2 separate regions of the Homo sapiens genome follow, and region 2 is linked to region 1. A link is a contact called in ENCODE Hi-C or POLR2A ChIA-PET data. All regions are on one chromosome and are shown on one strand. Each heading gives the region's core, a stretch centred on a gene start or an enhancer-like site at or near the end of the contact. The rest is flanking DNA. Distances are from core to core; before and after follow the strand shown.

Region 1 (7,434 bases), core at 3,283-5,782:
TTAAGGTGTTTAACCTGCCTCTGACCTGGCTTGCAATGCATAGGTGAGGAGAAGCAGAGAGCTTGTCATATGCAAGTCCTGTCAAGAAAACAGGTGGGCATGGTGGCTCAGGTCTGTAGTCTTTGGGTCTTTGGGAGGCCAGGGTGGGAGGATCACTTGAGCTCAGGAGTTTGAGACCAGCCTAGACAACATACTACGACCCTGTCTATACAAAAAAAAACTTCTCTAAATTAGCCGGATGTGGTGGTGCATGCCTGTAGTCCCAGCTACTCGGGAGGCTGAGTGAGGCAGGAGGATCACTTGAGACCAGGAGGTTGTGGCTGTAGTGAGTGATGATCATGCCACTGCACTTCAGCCTGGACCACAGAGCAAGACCCTGTGTAAAAAAATAAAATAAAAAACAGATTGGATGTCTTTCTTCTGATGTATTAGCTATTTTCATATGTTTTCTAACATACTTAATATCCTTACAGGCATTATGTGGATTCAGGGTAAACTTCTCAGACTGTGAGCCTGAGAGTTCCTCTCTAGGAGGCTCCACACCATTCTGCCTGCTAGATCGGGGCCAGATGAGATGAAAGTCAACGCTTGAGAAAGAAAACCAACATGCATTAACTGAAACACCGTCTTCACTTGTTCATCCACAGGGTATAGAGCGAGTTCCAAGAACCAGGCTAGGAAATGACACGCTAAGTTTCCTATTTCTAGCAGCTGCCAAGGCCACCAGCAAGCATGGGAACCTCTGGGAGTCACAGCTCCTCCGTCTCCAGAGGCCTGGCAGTGGCCAAGTCTAGAAGGACGCGGGTGCCACCTGGTACAGGGTGAGGGTGTGAATAACAGACCCCGAAGGGTTGCCACCTCGAGCCCCGTGCCTTGTCCAGGAATACACAGGCTCTTTTGATGTCAGGTAACTTTGCCATATGATCTTTGTGGTGTACCTGGTAGGTCACACCCTGTGAGTGTGTAGATGCCTCCTCCCGTGCTGGCTGCTTAATTTCTTCTGCACTCATAATCCTGACCATCTTGAAGATCATCACTGAAATACTCCTGTGTAATGTGTGGCTACAAAGTGCTATCTAAAGATGCTCTCTCAAACTCAGCTCATGAAGATGAGAGGAACATCACAGGGAACTGTGTGGCTTCTTAGCAGGCATCAGGGCAGATACTTAGAAATTAAAGTTGAATTTTAGAAACTTACATTTTATATTTTAATGCCCATCTTACATTTTAAGGTATTTTAGTGAGAAAAAGTTGCATCCCAAATAGTATTTCTGAATCTGAAAGGAAGTCAACTCCTCTGTTACTAGAAGTTCGTTCTTCTTTTTTTTTAGACAGAGCCATTCTGTCACCCAGGCTGGAGTGCAGTGGCACAATCTGCTCACTGCAGCCTCAACCTCCCAGGCTCAAGTGATCCTCCCACCTCAGCCTCCCAAGTAGCTGGGACTGCAGGCATGCACCACCACGCCTGGCTGATTTTTTTTTTTTTTTGGTAGAGTCTGGGTTTCACTATGTTGCCCGGGCTGGTCTCAAGCTTCTGGATTCAAGCGATCCTCCCTCCTTGGCCTCCCAAAGTGCTGGGATTACTGGTGTAAGCCACTATGCCCAGCTGTAAGCAGTTCTAATTCAGCACCAACTTTCAGGAGAAGACCAGTTGTATGATTCCATAAGTGTCAAGAATTATCCAGCACCTTGTTAAAATTTCATTTTAACCAACTTAAAGTAACAAATCTGTGCAATCATGGTAGTGATAATTAATCAATTGAGTTGATGGCCAAGTCTGTTGGCCTCTCCCTGTGGTAGCATTGTTCCTACTGTAGTGTGCTACCTCAGGAATTCAAAGGGCTCAAGTTTCTCAAAGGTATAAAGCAGAAGCTTTAAACATCCCCCAAAATGCAAGCTTGCTCTAACTTGTTCACCAGGAAGAATTATAGATTACATCTGTTTGCCCAGCCTTATCATTTTCACTTTATGGAACCTCACAACTCTCCGTAACCTTTATCGCACGTTATTTGCTGGAGATGGCGCCATGCTCCTTTCATGGATTAGCTGACATTCCTAATAGGCTGGATATTTTAGGCTGTTTTGCAGGCTTAGAAACAGAGATTTGGGGCCAGGCACGGTGGCTCATGCCTGTAATCCCAACACTGGGAGGCTGAGGTGGGTGGATCACCTGAGGTCAGGAGTTTGAGACCGGCCTGACCAGTATGGTGAAACCCCCATCTCTACTAAAAATTACAAAAATTAGCCAGGCGTGGTAGCACATGCCTGTAGTCCCAGCTACTCGGGAGGCTGAGGCAGGAGAATGGCTTGAACACGGGGGGCGGAAGTAACAGTGAGCTGAGATGGTGCCACTGCACTCCAGCCTGGGCCACAGACTGAGACTCCATCTCAGGAAAAAAAAAAAAAGAAAAGAAAAGAAATGGAGATTTGGCAAAATTAAGTCACTTGGGATCCCAGGAAATTGGAATCTGAGGCTGAATGAAACCTCTTAGTGGGATGGTTGAACATGTATACGGCAAATTATGTTGCAAGTGGAAAATGTGAAAAACACAATAGAGCCTGGCATGGTGGCTCACACCTGTCATCTAAGCACTTTGGGAGGCCAAGGGGGAGGATCGCTTGAGGCCAGGAGTTCAAGACCAGCCAGAGTAACAGTGAGACCTCTGTCTCTACAAAAATGTTTTTAAAATTGGCCAAGCAGTGGTGGCTTACACCTGTAGACCCAACTACTTAGGAGGCTGAGGTGGGATCACTTGAGCCTAAGAGTTCAAGTGAGCCCTGATCATGCCAGTGCCTCCAGCCTGAGCAACAGGGTGAGACCCTGCCTCTAAAAACTGAACAACAAAAAAAATCAGTAGGGTGTCAGCTACGGGAGTTACTGTTTCGGTGCAATCAGATTAGGATGAGAGGATCTGAACTGATGAGCATTGCAGTAGGTGAAAGACGGTAAGTGGCCATTTCTATTAGCATTAAATAGTCACTGATGTGGTTTCATCAGGATTCACAATACATGTGTGGCTCCCAAATTGAGTTTCAAAGTCTTGGGTTCATGGTGTCCCCTGCCCAGCAAAATAAAGTGCAAATCTTACGGAGCAACACATTTTAAGTTCAGGCCTCAAGTACTTCCAGAGACAAAAGTCCTGGGGACACTGGCTCAGAATGGGGGAAAGGGGACCCTGGGCCAAGAGTCAACCAGGATGACATGCAGAATCAGACCTGCAAGGGCTGCAGATACTGTAGTTATGAGGCACACCCAACGCTTAAAGATAAATATGTGGTTGGAAGTATAAGAGCCTATTAAAACTGCTAGAATATAAGAAATCAAATAGGACAAAAACAGAATCATTGGCAGGGTGCAGTGGCTCACGCCTGTAATCCCAGCACTTTGGGACGCCGAGGGAGGCGGGTGGATCACTTGAGGTCAGCAGTTCAAGACCAGCCTGGCCAACATGGTGAAACCCCGTCTCTACTAAAAATACAAAAAAATGAGCCGGGCGTTAATAGCGCGTGTCTGTAGTCCCAGCTACTCAGGAGGCTGAGGCAGGAGAATCGCTTGGACCCAGGAGGCGAAGGTTGCAGTGAGCCGAGATCGCGCCATCACACTCCAGCCTGGGCGACAAGAGCGAAACACCGTCTCAAAAAAAAAAAAATCGGTGCAATTAATAACCCAGTGGATGGGTTAAACAGATTGCACGTAGCTGAAAAGTAACCGAAAATCTGGACTGGCGCGGTGGCTCACGCCTGTCATCCCAGCACTCTGGGAGGTCGAGGCGGGCGGATCACTTGAGATCAGAAATTTGAGACCAGCCTGGCCAACATGGCGAAACCCCGTCTCTACTAAAAATACAAAATTAGCTGGTCTGTAATCCCAGCTACTCCGGAGGCTGAGGGAGAAGAATCACTTGAACCCAGAAGGCGGAGCTTGCAGTGAGCCAGGATCGCGCCACCGCACTCCAGCCTGGGCGACAGAGCAAGACTCCATCTCAAAAAAAAAAAAAAAAAAGAAAATCTGAAGCAGTCAGTGCAGTAGGGAGAAGTGGGCGAAAGGAAGGAGGCCACGCTGCTGGGTTTCAGGATGAGATGGGCGTTGAGGGTGCATTCACAGAATCCCGGGAGGAGCCAGCTGAGCGGGGAAGGCATCAGGAGAGGGGAGGCACTGAGCGGGGCGCGGTGCTGTAGGGAACGGAGGCTCATCAGGGCGGCCGGGATTGAGGCGCAGGCGCTGAGCCTTCACCTAAGTCCGCCGAAGTGTGCAGAGCCTGGAGACGGGATCGAGGTCACCGGAAGCCCACGGTTGCGGGGACATGATCAAGCTACAGCGCGCTGGGGGAAGCGACCACTGCCGCCCCGCGGATCCCACCGGCCTGGCCGGGAGCTCCCTCTGCCCGGCTCACCCGCGCTTCCGGCCCGAAGCCCGGCTTCCTCTGACGTCACGGCCCCTGCGCCCCCTGGCGGCGCGGCTGCGGCGGGACGCGCGGGCACCGCCCCCTCCGGCTGGAGGGCGGGACTTCCGGTGAGTGAGTGACGGGCGCAGCCTCGGCAGCGGCGGCGGCGGAGCCCTGAGGCGACAGCAGCTGCGGGAGGCGACGGGCTGCGGCCTGCGGAACCTGAGGCAGCTGGGGAGGGCCGGGCGCGCCGGCCGGATAGCGAGCCGCGCTGGCGGCGGCGGTGGCCGCGATGATGGAGATCCAGATGGACGAGGGCGGCGGCGTGGTGGTGTACCAGGACGACTACTGCTCCGGCTCGGTGATGTCGGAGCGGGTGTCGGGCCTGGCGGGCTCCATCTACCGCGAGTTCGAGCGCCTCATCCACTGCTACGACGAGGAGGTGGTCAAGGAGCTCATGCCGCTGGTGGTGAACGTGCTGGAGAACCTAGACTCGGTGCTCAGCGAGAACCAGGAGCACGAGGTGGAGCTGGAGCTGCTGCGCGAGGACAACGAGCAGCTGCTCACCCAGTACGAGCGTGAGAAGGCGCTGCGCAGGCAGGCGGAGGAGGTGCGTGGGCCGCGGGACCCGCCCGCATCCCCGTCCCGGACCCCCAGCCAGCCCCGGGCCCCGGACCCAACACCCGTCCCGACCCCAGACCCCGCTCCGGCACCCCGGACCGCGGGACCCCTGGACCCCCAGACCCCGCCCCGAGACCCGCCTGGACCCCATATCCCCCGCCCCGGGACTTCCCCACCCCCTCTGCCCGCCGTGAGACACCTCCCTAGAGCACTCCCCCGCCTGCCCCGGGACCCCACCCCGACTCCCGGGGACCCCCTTTTCCGCCCAGGCCTGGGCCCTGGCCCCCTCCTCCGTGCCCCCAGCCCTGAATCTTCAGCCCCAAACCCGATGTGCCTGGCGTCATCCCCGGGGAGCTCAGCTTCAAAGCCAGGCCTCACTCTCCCCTCCCCACCCACCTCTGCATGACAATTGCCTTTGCTTTCGTGCGTGTGTTCAGTCAAAACCGTTTCCCGACCCCAAGTGCTACCTCTGTTGGCTGCCATTCTAAACCCATCTAGAAAAGGAATCTTTTGGTGTTCTTAGGGGGCTGCAGCCGTCTGTGGATGATGTTGGAGACCTTTCCCTTGTCCCTAATCCCGTATTTTGAAGGTCTGTGACACGGGTGAATTGGGTGGTTGATGTAAACACAGAACAAGGCCGCAGGCGGGCTGCTCCTCTGTCAGCAGAAGGAACACTCGAGTTTCTGGAGGTGATGTCTTTGCCCCCTTGGTTCCTTGCTTGGCGAGATTGTTAGCTGATGTAGCCAGGGCTGAGAAACTCCACTCTGGCTTCTGAGGAGTTAACAGTCTGAGTTTGAAGCGTTTAATTCTGTGCTAGGATGTCTCCATAACCTGGAAATCGCTTGTCTGTGAAGCAGTTACAAGAGCCGGGCCCTGTGGGGAGCACCACTTAGCTTCATTCATTCACCGTCAGATACTGAGCTCGGCCTGCCTGTGTGTGGGCCCAGAACCTCGCCCTTTGTCAGAAACAGGTTCAGGGAGGCTGGTTCCCATCCCTGCTTTGCCTCTGTGACCTTGGCCTGTCGCCTGCCTGGGGTTCGATTTTCCATCAAAGGAGTGAATTGCACTAGGCGATCTCCAAGCCCAGAAATTCTCTCATTCTAGGAGTTAGGTAATGCTGTTTGACTTATGAATAGAAGTGTCTTAGGAAATGAGCTTCAATTCCTTTTCAATTAATTCGGCTTAACACATTCTTGACTTTAATAGGAAAATAAAAGATTGTGTCAGTATTTTGGCTTTTTCTGAAACCAAGGTGATTTATGGCCTAGTTTGGTTTAAAGCGTGTTTATAAAAATCATAACAGTATGTTGTATCATTCCTCCTTTCCTGTGGTTTCTATTGCGTTTGGGCTTCGTGTCTGTCGCGAGGTGGTTATGCATTGATTGGAATGCCCCGGTTCCAGCAAAGCTGAGTTAAAGCTCTCAACCTAAGGGAACGCAAAGGTTCATGGATTTTGGAGCTCAGGGTGACTATAGGCATTTTACTGGGAAGGAAACTTGTCCTGAGAAGTGGAGGGGCTGAACCAAGGTCACCCACCCCAGAAGTGCCCAGCCAGGATGCAGAGTGAACCCGACACCGGCCTGGGCACTTGCTTCCATGTCAGGCAGCTGCAGGCACCGGAGGGCTGCTCCCCAGAAGCCTGGAGTGCCAGGGCTGCCCTCGCTCAGCTGTGGAGCTGTGGCTGCCCCCTGTGCTGGGCACCGCCCTCCACTGCTCTCCCACACTCAGTGGCCTGACCTGGATTTCAGGTGGGTTTCTTTTTTTCACCTTGTACCTGTGTGGTCAGTATAGTGGACGAGAAGGAACTGAAAGGAGAAAATCAAGATGGACAACGTTAAGGCTAGGAATTATAACCTTGCCGCTTAAAAATGAGCTGTGCACAGGATAGGCGCTGCCCAGCTCTGTGCGGTTCACATGCAAGCTGCTGTGAGTGCATCTGCCCTCCCCCAGGGCTCCTGCTGAACCAAGCTGGCGGGTGTGCGTGTGGTTTGCAAAGCTATCACCTTTAGTCTGAGACCCACCATTGCCCCAGCGCTTTAGAGAAGCTGCACCGAGAGCTTCGGGAGCCGAGCCCCGAAGCCAGCCAATGCTTGGCCAGCATGGAGGCTATGATTAAACGCTAACGGGGCGCCCTTGGAAAGACCTCAGGGCTTTACAACTAAGGAAGAGGGCTCGATGCTGTCAACATTTGGCATGCCTACTCCTCTACTGAATCAAGCAGACCTTCATTTCCAACTTTGTAGACCATTGTGCCCTGTGGGTCGGCGTCTTTTCTAGGCAGGGACTTGTGATCACATAGACGTGTGTCTGATAAGAGGGGAGCGGGACGTCACACGCTGCAGGCGTGTCTTGTTGCAGAGGAGCTCCTGGGTGAGCTGTCAGCAGAAGCTCCGTCCCCAGCCACTCTGCTCAAGAAGGCTTAGTCAGA
Region 2 (7,434 bases), core at 1,540-4,039, 2.6 Mb after region 1:
GAGGTAGGATAGAGCCATTGCAGTCCAACCTGGACAAGAGAAGGAGACCCTGTCTCTAAAAAAATTCAAAGAAAAATAAAAAAAGAAAGACTGGTCTTGCCAAGAACTGGAAGTTTCTTTTTTTTTTTTTTGAGATGGAGTCCTGCTTTGTCACCCAGGCTGGAGTGCAATGGCATGATCTCAGCTCACTGCAACCTATGCCTTCCAGGCTCAAGCGATTCTCCTGCCTAAGCCTCCTGAGTAGTTGGGATTACAAGCACGCACCACCATGCCCGGCTAATTTTTGTATTTTTAGCAGGGATGGGGTTTCACCATGTTGGCCAGGCTGGTTTCAAACTCCTGACCTCAAGTGATCTGCCTGCCTCAGTCTCCCAAAACGTTGGGATTACGGGCGTGAGCCACCACGCCCAGCCAATTTTTAAAAAATATAATAGAGACTAGGTGGGAGGTGGGGGTCTTGCTATGTTGCCCAGGCTGGTCTCCAACTCCTGGCCTCCAGGGATCCTCCCACTTCGGCCTCCCAAAGTGCTGGGCTTACAGGTATGAGCCACCGCGCCCGACCGATAAACATTTTTGCTAACAGATTTAAACTAGCGTCTCCTGTACCTTTTTTCTACACACCTCGACCCCAGGGCTGCAGTTCTGCCTGCCTGAGGTCGGATGCGGTCGGCTGCAGGGCAGGGCTCCGGGCTGAAGCGCAGCGATTCCCGCCGCCGTGAGGGGGCGCTCTGCGGGCCTCGGCCTCGGCCCTTCCGGACGCCCGCACAGGTCGCCGGACCCAGAGAGTCGGCCCTTAATAGCCCCCTCCTGGAAGCGCTAGGTCCCGAAACTGGCCTTCCCCCGGGGCCCATCTCCCGGCTAATGTTTAACCCGGCCACACTCCACATTATCCACACTCAGGAGACCGGGGTGAGGTGAGGGTGGAGGCTGGGGGAGGTCACCTCCAAATCGCCAACTTCCGAGCCTTTGCTCCAGGCAAACGGCCTTCCTACATCCCTTCCAGGTATCAACCTACAGCTCCTGCGCACCTACTATGTGCCCATTTCCACAACAGGTCATGAGCACCTAATATGTGTTCATTAGACCAAAACATGAGCATCCATTACGAGTCCACACCTACTATGTGTGCATTCACCCACAACGTCCTGAGCACCTACTATGTGTGCATTCTCTTAAAATGCAATGAGCATCGATTGTGTGTCCACATAACCCATGAGCACCTGCTATGTGTCCATCTGGGCACCAGCCCATGAGCACCTACTATGTGTGCATTCTCTTAAAATGCAATGAGCATCGATTGTGTGTCCACATAACCCATGAGCACCTGCTATGTGTCCATCTGGGCACCAGCCCAGGAGCACCTACTATGTGCCAAGCCTTGTGCCTGCCATGGATGCCTTGTGATCAAGAGCCACGTGCTTCGGGCTCTGGCGGGGACCGCAGCATCAAATGCACGAATGAAGACGGACTTAAAACCAGCGTCAGATGCCTCACCTCTAGGGGATGCTGATTCTGGGATGCCTTTTTCGTCTCCTAGGCTCCTCAAGGCCAACTGCGCTGGGAAGAGGGGGTGTCCAACAGCAGGAGGGCTGTTTTTTTGAACTACAATTTGCCAGCATACAGCAGAGCAGCAAGAAGATAACAGGGCGGGGGGCACGGGATTAGCCCAAACAAAACACACTCAAGAACGCGAGTCTGTGGTTCAACACGAGGCAGAAAACAGCTGGGCCGGGTGCGGGGCTTCTCCCTCGCGTGTATCCGCTCACTGCACTCGCTGCCCTGGCCGCGGGCGCCGCGCAGGGTGCTGATGTCCAGGAGGGATCTAGACCTCCCGCGGCGCTCGGGCTAGTGGACGCAGGTGGTCCCAAATGCTGGGACCAAGCTAGGAACCAAGCGGAAGCTCGGATTGCTCGGCATCGGGCCTCGTCGTTATTCTACCGTGAGGGAAACTGAGACCGAGGGCACGGCAGGGAGTCGCCCGCCGTCTCACCAGCGTGAGGGGTTGCGCCGGGCCCCGAAAACTGGTTTGCGCCGCCCGGCATCGGGATCCGGGACCTCTGCCCGCCGGGCGCTGCCTGCGCGTTCCTGGAACTGGGCTGGGCGGAGAAATCAGGGCCCGCAGAGAGGCATTCCTGCCGCCTTCCCCGCCGCCCGGGGCCGCAGGGGGGCCTGGCCAAGGTGACCCCGCGGGAGGAGGCGAGGGGTCCCCGCCCGCTCCGCCGCCGCGACCTCCTCCATCTTCCCGGTCTGCGGGGCTTTTCCTCTGGGCCCGCGCGCCCGGCCCCCTCCTCGGGCTTCCCCGAGGGCGGGACGTCTCGGGCTCCCCCGCCCCCCCAGGCCACCTCCCGGCCGTGTCCTAGCGCTGCCCTCGGGCCGGGGGCGGGGCCGCGGGGGGGGGGTGGCGTGAGGATGGGGCCGAGGAGGACGCGCGCGGCTCGGCGCCCCACTTCCCTCCCTCACCCCTCCCTCCCGGTGCCCGCTCCCCGCGGCCGCGCCGCCCTCCCTTCCCCCTCCCTCGGCCCAGCGCCGGCTCCCGCCGCCCCCTCCCCCGACGCGCACGCCCCGCCTGGCAGCTGGCGCCCCGGGCCTGGGGCCGCAGCGGTGAGAGGGGTTTTGCTGGGAGGGAGGGAGCGAGCGAGCGAGGGGAGGGGTGGAGGCCGCCCCCCGCGCCCCTCCTCCTCGCCCTCCTCCGCGGCCGGCGGGCCCTCCTCCCGCCGCCTCCCTCCTCCCTCCTCCCGCCCGCCCGCCCTCCCTCTAAGACATCCCCGCACGGCCCGGCCGCCGCGGCCACCTTCCCTGCCCGAGCTGCAGATGTGGCGGAGCGGCCGGGCGCCGGGCGGCCGTGCCAGGGGAGCCCGCGCCCCGTGAGGCCTCGCGCCCCGGCCCCCGCCCGTCCCGGCCCCTCCCCCGCTCGGCTCCCCGCGCCCCCCGACCGCCGGAGCCCGCAGCCCGGATCCCGACCGCCCCCGCCGCTGAGGTAGGAAGCCCCCCGGGCGTCGCGCCGTGGGGACCGGGCCGGGGCGGGGGGGGGGGGGCCCGCCTGTCGCGCCGGGGCTGCGGGGCCCGAGGGTCTCCTCCCCCGCTCGCGTCCGCGCCCCGGGCCATTGTGAGCCCTCGCCGAGGCCCCCGCGTTCGCTCGCTCGCTGGCTCGCGCGCTCCCTCCCTCGCCGGCTCCCCGGCCGGGTCCCTCGAGCTCTCGGTCTTTCTTCTCCCTCCTTCCTTCCCTCCGTCTGGAGGCCGGGCCGAGCAGCGCCCGGGCCCGGGGCGGGCGCAAACTTCAGCTGGGAAGTTGGGCGGCCGCGGTGGGGGGCGTGCGGCGAGGTGAGAGGGGGGTACCCGGAGCCTGGGCATGAAGTTGTCCGGGGCAGCCGCCCCTCCTCTCGGCCGCGCCGGGGCTGCTGCTAGGAAGGGCTTTGGAAGGTGCCTCCTCCCTTGGCCGGGAGAGTCTCCCTCCTGCTGCCCCTCGCAAGCCCGGGTCCTTCCTTGGACCTCGGGAAGGGGCGTCCCTGGGGGGTCAGGACTGGGAGTTTGGGACAAGTCAGGCACTTGTTACTCCCCTGCGGTCCGGGTGGACGCAGGCGACCGGCCTGGCAGGGAGGAGATGGCAAGGGGTCCATACTCGCCGGAGGGCGGGTCTGGAGCGGGTGGAGGAGGGGGCGAGGCAGGTGCATCCCGAGGGAGGAGAAGCACGCACAGCTTCCCCGCTGGCCCCCTGGGATGGGGCTGGAATCCAGGCTGGCACCTGGAGGCCTTGGCATGCTGCCCTGCCCAGCAGGGTACTCGGGCCACAGCAGGGCAGCGTGCAGCCTGTCTGCCTGTCCAGGAGGGCCCGCCCAGCCTGGCCAGAGGGTGGCCGGGAAGCAATGGTTTCAAGGAGTTGCCCAGCCCTGCCCTGGGGCCTGGGAAGCTGGAAGGGATGCTGGGAGGGGCCCTGGGCCCCCAGCCATCACAGCCCAGGATCTTGGCTCTGGAGGGAACGCTTGACACTGAGGGGGCAGCCAGGCCGGCTGGGGACCTGGCCAAGGCCTGGGCTTGGTCTGGGCCATGGAAAGGGCCTGGGCCATGGTTCTTGGAGGCTGGCACCCTGGGTAGTAGGCCGCCATCCTGCGTGTCCTGGCATCCTGGAGGGAAGGTGGGGCCAGCCTGCGGCTGGGGAGGAAGCCCAGAGACACTGCGCTTCGGAGGGCCTTCCAGCCCCCGGGCTCAGGGGAGGGGAAACTGGCCCCTTGGGTCACCCCTCCCCAAGCCCCATTCTGGTGCCACAGTGCCACAGCTGTCCAGGCCCAGCCCACACACCCATCCCGGGTGACCTCGGACCTCCCCCTCTGCTTCTCCTTCTCCCCAGAGCCCAGGCTGGGCCTCCTAGCTGGCCTGGCCTGCACAGGGGGAGGGGCTGCACCTGGGAGGCCCCTCCCAGGACACCCTTTGCCAAGCTCCAGCCTGGCCCATTTCACTGCCCACCTCCAGCTCAACTTGGCCCTGTCTGCAGCCAGCCAAGCAGGAGACAGTGCCAGGGACTTGGGATGGTGTTTTGGGGGGTGTGCGGACCCCTTGGAAGCAACCCTGTTTTTCTTAGCCTTTCCTCCTCCCCCTCCTTTCCGGAGCTGCCATTAGCGCTGACCCCCTGTGCCTGCCCGCCCTTCCCTGTCTGTGACCTTTGACCTTTGGTGTTAAATCCCTCCAGCTGGGGCTCTTCGGCCCCTGAGTGACCCTGGCCCAGGCCCCCTGGGGAGTTCTCTCCTTGCTCCTGGCTCTCTACACAGGGACACCTGCCAGTCCCTCCCTCACCAATGGGGAGGGGGTGCCCTGGGAAGCCAGACAGTGAGTCACCCCACTTCCAGGCACCGCTGCTTTTGGGGTCAGTGGCTTCTGGGGATTGGCTGGAGCCCAGTCACAGCTTGGAGGGTGACCGGGGAAAGCCCCTGGCCTGGGAGTCTCCTGCCCTGGGTTCAAGTCTTGGCTCCACCACCAACTTCCAGTGGTCCTTGGGTCAGACTCCTCCCCTCTCCCGGCCTTGTCTATGAAACCAAGGGGTCAGACCAGGTGAGCTCCCAGAGTCCATGAGAAGCCTGGGTGGAGGGGGGTCAGGGGGAGGAAAGAGGGTGTAAATCCAGCAAAAGCCAACTCTCAATTATCCGAGGGTGGAGCCCGGATGAATAACTGGATGCCACAGACATCCCAAAACCTCATTGCAAACAATCGTGTGAACCGCGTCCCCCCAAAGCTTTTGTTTCTGAGAAACCCAGCTGCAACTGGGTAGCCACAGCGATTTCTTCCCCCGCCTGAACTCCCCTTGCAGGGAGGACAAGTAGAGGGCTGAGAGTGAACAGGCCGGAGGGAAAACAAAGGTCTCCCAGGGCCCCTTCTTGGGGCCTGGAGGGAGGCCTGGACCCCATTTCCAAGGCCCCCACTCTCCCCTCCACCCTCCTTCCCGGCCTGGCCTTGGCCCCGGGCGGTGGGAGTGTCCTCTCACCACCTAATCCTCTCAGGGTCTGGGCAGCCATATAGGAGGAAGAATGTGTTTTCCCGGCAACAATTTCCCATGTGTATTTCTAGCCACCCGCTCCACTCGCCTGGAATCTGAATTCCCCACTTGGACCAGGGGGTGAGGGCCAGTGCCGGCCAGGGTTTGGGGCAATCTCTGGATGAGGGAGGGTGGCGACAGCTGTGACTGGGGGACCAGATGTGGAGCTCTTGTGGGGCATCTTGGGGGGGCTCCTGGGGAGGCACTTTTGTGGGTCGCCTGGCCTGACCCCCAGCCCCAGAGGCTGCCTCCGAAGGTTCCTGCCTCTAAGGGGAGGCCCAGGGGTCTCTGGCACCTAAGGAGGAAATTGATTCCATGGGAGAGGCCCTGTGCTGGGTGGAATTGGGGCGGGGGTGGCTGCAGAGAAAAGTGTCCCCTGAATCCCTTCCTCTCCTCATGGCTATAATTGTTACTTTATTTCACAGCAGGTGACTGAGACCACAGGGGAACCCCGGAAGGTCCTGGGTGGTCTTCCCCTCACCCAGATAAATGCCCTTCTCAGGGGTAGGGGGCATCCCCAGCTTGGCGGGGCTGTGTATTGAGCAGTAAGAGACCCTCTCCCTGCTGGCTAGGGGATCTGTGGGACCAGCTGAAAGATGCTCTCCACCCTCTGCCTAAGTTGCCTCCCTTCCCAGGGGCTATGAAAGGGTCCACAGAGATGGGTTGAGGCCCTGATGTGTATCTGGGGGTTCACGTCTCTGGGAACTTGCGCCCTGCCCCAGCCTGCTGCCAGCCCTGGGTGTGGGGACCACAGCCCTAGCGAGTCTCCCGGGCCACATCTGCCTCTCAGTGGTTTCTGAGGTGGCCGCCTCCGCCCCACCCTGGTGAATTCTAAGTCAGGCGTGGCTGGGGGCGGGGACTCCGCGCTTCCAACAAGCACCTCTAGTACTCTGCTGGGGGGCCAGCGTGGGGGCACTGCTTTGATCCCAGGGACTGGAGAGGGATCATGGTGATGATGGTGGCAGGGTCTGCAGGGCACAGCCTGGAGGAGACCCAGGTTTCTCTCCTGGCTCCGGCTTAGCCCCTGGGTGAGGCTGGGCAGGCACGGAGGCCGGGTACTCGCCTTCCACTCCCCCACTCCCCCAGATGGGCTGGAGGATTCTGGTTAGCTGGTGGCCAGGCTAAGTGGGCCTGGGGGGCATGGAGATGGGAAGTGATTCCAGCTGAGGGGTGGGGGCTTCCCATCTGCCCCAGCAGCCCCTGCTGGGGGATGGGTGGGGGCTGAGACTCTTCCAGTTCGATGGCTGGGGGGCGGGTGACTTGGGCTCCTCGTGCCCTTTGTCTTCGGTGCTTGAGAGGCCAGGTAGTGCCCACCGCAGGGAGGGGCCGGCCTGTGAGTGTCACATGTGCGTGCACACGGACTCCAGCCTTGGCAGATGGCTGCCGGGGAAGGGACGGAGACCCAGCCCTGGCCCCTTCCTCCAGTCATGGCCAAGGGCGGGTGGGAAGCCAGCAGAGGCCCCAGGAGACCGCTGAGTGGACTGAGTCAGCCCCCGGCCGGGAGCCTCCGGAAAACAGTCCTGCCCGTCACATGGAGGGTCCCCACCGCTGGCACAGCACGCTCCCAGGGCAGCCTCGCTTGGACCCTGGTAGTCAAGAGGTCGTCGGAGGCCGGTGGGGGGAAACTGAGGCTCTGAGACATTTGAGGGTTTGGCCCGAGGTCACTCCCAATCGGGGAAGAACAGAGGGGAACTGGAGTCTGGGGCTGTCTGGCCCTGACCCCTGAAATGTCGGTTTAGCCTGGGAATCCCCCCAGCTCCACTCCTGCCCCCCACGTCCACTGCAAGGGCATGACGGGGGCCAACGTGTCTGGAAGAAGCCTCTCCCCTTCCCTGCATCGTCTGCCTGGGGCTGTCTAGCAAGTCCCGGCCTGCCTGGGCCAGTTCTCCCCTGGGCCACTCCCACCTTCA

What was found. A loop is a pair of places that touch in the nucleus more often than their neighbours do. ChIA-PET counts read pairs that join two places held with the same protein, here RNA polymerase II (POLR2A). Pooled maps may share reads with other maps.
Region 2: a loop to region 1 is called in a map of transverse colon, with 10 times the contacts of the local background. The contact joins the promoter of GLIS2 here to the promoter of MAPK8IP3 in region 1. A Hi-C loop is called at or near these places in 1 of 168 maps with a recorded cell type or tissue (transverse colon) and 1 of 50 pooled maps. POLR2A ChIA-PET finds 5 or more read pairs at or near these places in 1 of 52 experiments (activated CD4-positive, alpha-beta T cell).

What each region holds. Positions count from the first base shown.
Region 1 is chr16:1,701,663-1,709,096 of GRCh38, forward strand. It overlaps MAPK8IP3 (mitogen-activated protein kinase 8 interacting protein 3), which reads left to right and starts at 4,533. Exons shown (of 32, transcript NM_001318852.2): 1 at 4,533-4,995. The coding sequence starts at 4,678. JPT2 (Jupiter microtubule associated homolog 2) reads left to right here. Exons shown (of 5, transcript NM_144570.3): 5 at 1-424. RefSeq lists silencers at 3,086-3,380, 4,287-4,626, 4,897-5,006, 5,027-5,076 and an enhancer at 3,864-4,728.
Region 2 is chr16:4,313,278-4,320,711 of GRCh38, forward strand. GLIS2 (GLIS family zinc finger 2) reads left to right here and starts at 2,790. Exons shown (of 7, transcript NM_032575.3): 1 at 2,790-2,977. RefSeq lists enhancers at 905-1,417, 1,418-1,930, 4,052-4,702, 4,703-5,352 and a silencer at 1,331-1,625.